2 separate regions of the Homo sapiens genome follow, and region 1 is linked to region 2. The links are chromatin loops, found by intact Hi-C in ENCODE. Cell type or tissue: sigmoid colon. All regions are shown on one strand.

Region 1 (4,000 bases), 58 kb before region 2:
GATACAGCAAGTCAAAGAATGCCAAGGATTGCTGGCAACCACCAGAAGCGAGGAGAGAGACAAAAAACAGATTCTCCTTCAGAGCCTCCAGAAGGAAACAGTGCTGCTGACACTTTGATTTCAGACTTCAGGCCTCTCTATGAGAGAATTAAGTTTGTTGTTGTAACCCACCCAGTTTGTGGTATTTTGCTACTTCTACCCTAGAAAACTAATACAAGTGCCTTGCTCAGTGGTGATTTACAAAGAGTCCTTAACAGAGGGGGCCATGGTGATGCACCCTGGATGGTACAGGCAGGATGGCATCTAGCAGGAGAAAATGCTGGGGCTGAGGACGATGGAGAAGTAGGAGTTAGGAGGAGGAGGAGGAGGAGGAGGAGGAGGAGGAGGAGGAGGTAGAGACCCAGCCTATGGGAGTATGCAGATGCACAGCTGCTTGACAGGGCCTGTCTGGATTACAGAAATAATAGAACTGAACAGTTGGAACTAACTTTAAATATAGGTTACATGGACCCACATTTCATTGCTGAAAGAGATCTTAGAGACTACCCTTGCACTCCTTGATTTTAGACCAAAGTCTGGGAAGGTATGTGGCTATGCCAATATCACAGAGCAAATTAATGTAAGAATTCAAGATAGGAATCCATTTGTCCTAAATCTTTGCCTAGTACTCTCCACAAGACCAGGATTGGAGCCCAGCCTTCACCAAGATCCACATACAGGGTATGTCTAATAACACAGGAGGGGCCCTAAACATGCTTACTACTACTACTACTACTAATAAACTGAATAAGTAATGTTGAATAAACTTTCAATGAATTGAATGTCAGAAAGAAAATAACTGGTATTATGCTATGTACTTTCATATACACTGTCTCATTTGATGGGAACAAAAACTTCTATCTGTTGTGTTATTATTCCCCAATTTCCAATTACTCTTTTAGAGTTGCAGATGTCAAAGGACAGTTTGGGTACCCTGCCTCAGAGTCCCTGGTTAACAAGAGAAGGGCTCTGAGAAGCAGTCTAGCTTGATAGCTCAGGGCTCCCAGGCCCAGGTTTAGATCACACCTCTGTCCTTGCAGACTCTGTGATGGGGGAGGTTATTCAGTCTCTGTCAAGGCTAATAAATAATGCAACAACGGTGATTCTAATAGTTTAAAACGGATCAGGATACCCTGATGTAGTGGGAAAAAACTTGCCCTTGGTATTCAAATCAGATTGATGATGCAACTCTGTCCTGACTTCACTTTCCTCATCTCTGAAATGGGAATAATGTTTATCTCATAGGGTTGTGAGGATTTTCCAGGAAAATCGCACACAACCCCGCACGTTTCTACTTGTTAAAGGAACTCAGCCGAAATTCTTGCCAGCTTTCGTCCCGACCCCATCCCCAGGGCTCCTCCTGGTTCCTGGTGGGCCCTCTTTCCTAGTCTATTTTTTTTAACTTTCTCTTCGTTTTGTCTTTCCTTTCTCTCTCCCTTTCATCTCCTTCTCCCCCCGTTACTTTTCTTTTGGGTTACCTTTTTAATGAGATGTAGAAAATGTATCAGCAGGTTTATGAAAAGTGAACTGGCAGATGGAAGATGTCACCATGACACTGAGGAAAACTGTTTTCTAACCCCCACCAAAGTAATTTAATTTACACATTTACTTCCTCAAAAAAAGAAAAAAAAAAGCTTTTATGCTTTCAGCACGCAGGCAATGGAGACAGCCTCGGGTCGTGTTGCCCACACGCAGGTGCTGCTAGCTGCCTCCCAGTCGCTCTCCTCGCGCATCTTCCCAGGGGACATCCGCCCTCCCGGGACTGTGCTCCGGACAGCGGGGGAGGGCAGAGGGAGGGGCAGGGAGGTGACAAGCAGCGCCCCGCAGTGTGCACCGTGCGCTTCACTCCGCGCTCCTCTCCGTGCACCCAGACCCAGAGCAGCCCCGCCCGGCAGCCAGCACAACTGCCCCGCGCCACAGGCCGCCGGCCTCTGCTTGCCAGGGCTGCGGGGGAAGAACATGCCCCCGTGCACTAGCTCCGCGTTCCCGAAGGAAGGTTTTCGCAGCCATGGGCAGTGGGCCTTTAGTCTCCCGCTCCGTGCAGTGGGAAGGGATCAACTGAGCGGCGCGGAGCCATCAGTGGTCTCTGCGTGGAGGCTGCAGCCCCGCCGACGCCCTCGCCTTCGCCCTCGCCCCCGCCCCCGCCCCCGCCCTCTATACTGTGGACAAAGGCAATCCGGATTTGTTTTTGTTTTCGTGGTTTTCTTTGTTGATGATGGGAGCTGGAAACTGGGGAGGAGAGAATTTTGCAGTTGTGAAAGGGCATCTCTCTCTTCCCTTACTTATTATTTTCTTCAAAGATAACAGAATTTCCCCATGGCAGGAACCGCAGACTGGCAAGCAGGAGACCTGAGTTTGAGTTGAGCCTTTGCTATGTGACCTCAAACAAACCATTGAACTGTATTTTTTATTTTTTATTTTTTAGTTTAGCTGGGCTTAGCTTTGTTGTTTTCTTTCCCACATTGTTTATAAAACGAGGATACTAATAACACCACAGAGGGGTTGTAAGGATTACATACACGTGAACAGACTATGTGAACGCATAGTAGGCGCTAGATAAAGATTTGTTTTGAAATTATCCATAACAACACCTCCAATATAAGGAATAAGAGACCTAGGAAGCCCAGAGAGGGCAAGTTAGCATGCCAGTTGGAGGATGAAAACCAAGGCTGGAACTAAGGTTTCCCATTTCCAGCTTCGTGTTCTTCCCATTTCCCACTCTTCCGCTGATTCTAACCTAGTGCACTTACAACTCTGGAGAAGGGAGACCCAGTTGGAATCCCTGGCTTCACCATTCTGAAGTTGAGGCGTCTTGGGCACGTCTCTTATAAAACTTTTTTGTTTTATAGTTTTGTAATTTGTTCCTCAAACGTTTCAATGCCTATGATGTACCTGCCAGTTACCATAGACGGTGGAGGGGACCCAAAAATGAATAGAACATGATCCGTGACCTCATGGAATTCACGTTCTTGCTAGAGGGCCTCATGCATAATATAAGCAAAAATAAATAACCAATCTGTTGGTGATTATATTAATAGAGCATGGTGGAAGGAAGAGTTCTGTTTAATGTCGGGGGTTGGGGGGGATCCCAATGTCTCAACAGTGAGCAAGGACTGGAGAGGTTAACTTGGAACGTGCTATCCAGGTTTCACCTCCACCTCTCACCTTTCCCCACACCTCTCCTCCTGCCCCAAGCTACTCTGTCTCATCCCACCCACCCACTCCGGGGGCTGATTCGTTCACTGCCCAGCCTGAGAGTGTTGATGACTGACAGTTCTAAGCTGAACCCACTCTGGAGTGTTCTCAGCTGAAAGGGTCACCTCCTCCCAAAGTCATGCTTCCAAGGGCAGCTCCCATTCAATGACTGATCTATGCAGAGTGTTAAGGCTTACTCTCATTTCAATTTGGGACAACTCTCTGCAGAGCCTTCCCAGCTTCAGGCTGATAGGTTATGGCTGATGAGCTCAGGCCTGTGTGGGGACTTCATTGCAGTCTAGTTTCTCTCCCTGCCCAATCCTGTTTATTTCACTCCTTCATAGATGTGCAGTAAACCTTAGCAATAAGCCTCCTGCATGCAAATTTCCATCTAGGAATCTGCTTCTCAGAAAACCCCATCCTGAGACAGAAGTGATAAAATCAGATTGTGTTTTTGTAGCATCACCCTAATAGCACTGTGAAGGATGCAGTGGACAGTGCCTATGGCCAGTCACATCACAGGCATGGGCAAAACAGAGGGGAAGCCTGAAGGCAAGAATCCCAATGCTTGCCATTATCTGAATAAGAAGGACAATCTGAATTAAAGGGTGAAGGTGTGAATAGAGAGGTTATTTAGGAGATATAATGACAGATTGAGCTAGGTTGGGTGAAAGATAGCCAGACAGGTCGAACTCCAGGTTTTTGTCTTGGGCACCTCATATCCATGCCCCAAAGGCTGCAATTCTCACCCTTACATATCTGAAGG
Region 2 (4,000 bases):
CTACAAAAAGCAATTAAAAAAAAAAACTAAATTCATAGTAACTTTTAACATTGCTATTTATCTGGCACAAACTTGAGGTAAGGTAGTTAAGAAGTTGCAGGCTGAAGGATGCATGGGGTGACATATTGAATACCAGAAAAGGACATGAGCTAAGCTGAAAGCAAAATGAAAGAGGGTGGCTTTGGATAATTCTCCTTATTAGTATTGACCTGTTAAAAGTATAAATTGTTGCATAATTTTATGCTACTACTGTACAAAACATGGCCCAGAGAGGATTTAAAAATATGTGCCCAAACACTTTTTTCTATTTTTTTGGATGAGTCTGCTCACAGTCCCAATAGATTTTATTATTCATGTTACAGTGTTACGATGCTATTATAATTCAAATTACGTTTTAGAATCAATTATTTTGTTCTGCCTCAAGACAAAACTTCTCAGGAGATTTTTGTGTAGATAAAAACCCCTGTGTAACCAACTAAGAACCTGGCTTAATGAAGTTTATAACTTAAACATTAAAAAATGATTAAATGTTTCCTCTTTTAATATTCTGTAGGCATTTATGGAGCACAATTCTGAGGCAGGTACGGGCTAGGTACTGAAGCTTTGCAGGAACATGTCAGTAAAGAGGCAATCAGGATGCAAAATGGTGAGTACAGGTTTTCAGGAGAAGTATAGTAATCTCAGACCTGGGGGGATCAGAAGAGGTTTCTTGGAAGAAGTGAGGATTCAAGTGAGAGCTTAAGACTAGCAGGATTTAGCCAAACAAAAGTGAGAAGGGGTTTCAAGCAGATGAAAGAGACAACTTGGGCAAAGGCCTGGAGGAAAGAGAACACAGCACTAGCATACCCCAATTGGATCAACTTGTATAGCACCCAAATGCACATGCATCTGAACTTAAAGATCACAGCCTTGGGACGGCTCTTAAAGATGAACAGCAGACTGGACCACAAAGTGTGAGTAAGGAAAGATGAGGCTGTAAGCAAAGATGAACCAGCTAGGACCAGAGCACAAGGGCAGAGCATGAAGCCATCTTAGGAGTCTGGATGTTTTTCTATTTAAATAGAAAACTGCAGTTTTCAGAATGTGAGAGATAGTTTCTTTCAAGTCCACAGAAAAGGGGCTTACTTGGGCCACCTCGAGAGGCACTTGTTATTGGGAAGCAGTACATTTCTGTGATTAAGAGCCTGAATTTTTTACTCTGAGGTCAGTGTTTGAATCCAGCCTTCTTCACCTATGAGTTTATTTTATTTTAACTATGTAAATGATAGCAATGGAAGCAGCAATTTCACAGCCACTCAGGAAAGGCCAGGTGTTATGGAAACTGAATGCAGTTTAGGGACGAGAGCAATCCAAGGCAGCTAAAGAGGGCAGGTTGTCTTGATACTCCTTCAGCAGTGGGTATTTGTTAATCAACCACATCGGGATACCATCCAACATCCAATCAAACACCTTCTTTTCTACTGCAGTATTTCTCAAATCTGCAAATCTATTCAATTTCCGAAGAATATATTACTTCCTCTTGCTTTCATACTCTCTGCATTGACTATTTTTTACCTTCCCTTCTTTCTCAAGGCTCCAAAATCCCTATCCTACTACACTGAACCAAAGACCTCATATTTTATTGAACACATAGAGGCAATCAGATGCATATTCCCATACCTACCCACTACCAGCTCTAGCAATTTACATCTCTGTTTTCTGTCTTCCCCCTGTAGAGGGCTGAATCTATTTCTGGAACAATGGATATGAGTCTCTTAAAGTGTCTGTTGAGCATTCCAGTTTCATGGCCCACTCAAGACCTACAGAATTGGAATCATTGTTGACAAGCCAGTAATTGGCAGTTTGGAACAGCTACTCATACAATCCTTCGATTACTCATACTTCTTCATACTAACAATATCCTCTTTTTCATAATATAGTGTTACTCATCACCTATGCAATCTCTTGGCCTCTACATGCATATCTTTTTCAGAAAATTTTCCTCAAAAGATCACTAGCAAACAACTAATTATGATTAAGTGAAGTACAGTTTTTCATGTGTTCAACAAGATATGTATTTCATCAATTCAAGAATGCATTTTAAAAGCACATTTTATTTTCTCGAAAGCCAAGTTTTTTATAATCAAAAGAAATTAGTATTGCACAATAGTTTAATTTGCAGTGTTTTTACTTTCTTGGTGGTGCATAACCGAATACTGCATCCTACAATTGATCACATCTTAGATTTCAGTGAAATGTGGTTTTTATGGGCTAGGTAGTGTGATGGACTTCTGGAAAGATAAGAGGAGAGGGAAACATGGGGTTTCTACTGGAGGAAATGAATAGTAAACAAGCAAATAAACAAGACAGATTGTAACCTGTGTTATGAATGAACTACACATCATGGAAGCAATCTCTAAGGAAATGACAACCTGAGTTGAGAACTGAAAGGCCTGTTATGCAGAGAACATGGGGAAGAGACAGCAAACAAAGGAAACAAGAACATTGGCTCCAGTCAGAAGGTGTCTGATTTGCCTCTGCTCAGAGCACACAACTCAGTGACAAAAATATATACTAAAGGAGGGAGAGAACAGTATGAGATGAAGTTGGAGAGTTAGGCAGAAGACAGATCACATGGGCCTTGTTGGCCATGGTAAAAAGTCTGTATTATATAAAGACAATACAAATCACTGGTTTTATGAGGAGGACTGACATGCTCTTCTTGGAGAACAGACTGCAGAGGAATAAAAGTGAAGGTTGGGAGAATTCTGGAAGTCTGGATTCAATGGCTCTTCCCACAAGTGATGTCTAGCTGTTACAGGCAGTAGATGATAGATGACTGAGAGGTAACAAGATACAGGGTGTATTTTGGAAGTGGAATCAATGAGATTTTTTTAAATTGACAAAAATTTTATGTATTTATGGTATACAACATGATGTTTTAATATATATGTACAGATCAATATATATTAATCAAGCTAATTAATAAATGCATTGCTTCACTGCTCATTTTCAACAGAAGTCAGAACAAAGATCATTAATAGGAGTGGTGAGAGAGAGCATCCTTGTCTTGTGCCAGTTTTCAAAGGGAATGTTTCCAGCTTTTGTCCATTCAGTATGATATTGGCTATGGGTTTGTCATAAACAGCTCTTATTATTTTGAGATATATTCCATCAATACCTAATTTATTGAGAGTTAACATGAAGGAATGTTGAATTTTATCGAAGGCCTTTTCTGCATCTATTGAGATAATCATGTAGTTTTTGTCACTGATTCTGTTTATGTGATTATGATTACATAATGTTTATTGATTTGCATATGTTGAATCAGTCTTGCATCCCAGGGATGAAGCCGACTTGATCGTGGTGGATAAGCTTTTTGATGTGCTGCTGGATTTGGTTTGCCAGTATTTTATTGATGATTTTCGCTTCAATGTTCATGAGGGATTTTGGCCTGAAGTTTTCTTTTTTTGTTGTATCTCTGCCAGGTTTTGGAATCAGGATGATGCTGGCATCATAAAATGAGTTACGGAGGAGTCCCTCCTTTTCAATTGTTTGGAATAGTTTCAGAAGGAATGATATTAGCTCCTCTGTACCTCTGGTAGAATTCAGCAGTGAATCCATCTGGTCCTGGGCATTTTTTGGGTGGTAGGCTATTAATTACTGCCTCAATTTCAGAACTTGTTATTGGTCTATTCAGGGATTCAACTTCTTCCTGGTTTAGTCTTGGGAGGGTGTATGTGTCCAGGGATTTATCCATTTCTTCTAGATTTTCTGGTTTATTTGTGTAGAGGTGTTATAGTATTCTCTGATGGTAGTTTCTATTGCTGTGGGATCCGTGGTGATATCCCCATTATCATTTTTATTGTGTCTATTTGATTCTCCTCTATTTTCTTCTTTATTAGTCTAGCTAGTGGTCTATCTATTTTGTTAATTTTTTCAAAAACACAGCTCCTGGATTCATTGATTTTTTTGAAGGTTTTTTCATGTCTCTATCTCCTTCAATTCTGCTCTGATCTTA

What was found. Hi-C counts contacts between places; a loop is a spot of excess contacts. Peaks named below come from ENCODE experiments on the same cell type or tissue, not always from the same donor. Only the 100,000 strongest peaks of a DNase experiment are listed, where the experiment ranks them.
Region 1: it touches region 2 in a loop (2.7-fold over the local background); 10 of 110 quality-filtered maps call a loop at or near these places.

What each region holds. Positions count from the first base shown.
Region 1 is chr6:125,097,707-125,101,706 of GRCh38, reverse strand. No RefSeq gene overlaps it. Among named protein-coding and RNA genes, the nearest start is that of TPD52L1, 54 kb to the left of the region's middle. In sigmoid colon, no CTCF peak of the experiment used is centred here; a DNase peak (open chromatin) is centred at 1,896; H3K4me3 peaks cover 1,102 bases.
Region 2 is chr6:125,040,085-125,044,084 of GRCh38, reverse strand. The region is part of intron 1 of RNF217 (ring finger protein 217); the gene reads right to left. Among named protein-coding and RNA genes, the nearest start is that of RNF217-AS1, 79 kb to the right of the region's middle. In sigmoid colon, no CTCF peak of the experiment used is centred here; no DNase peak of the experiment used is centred here.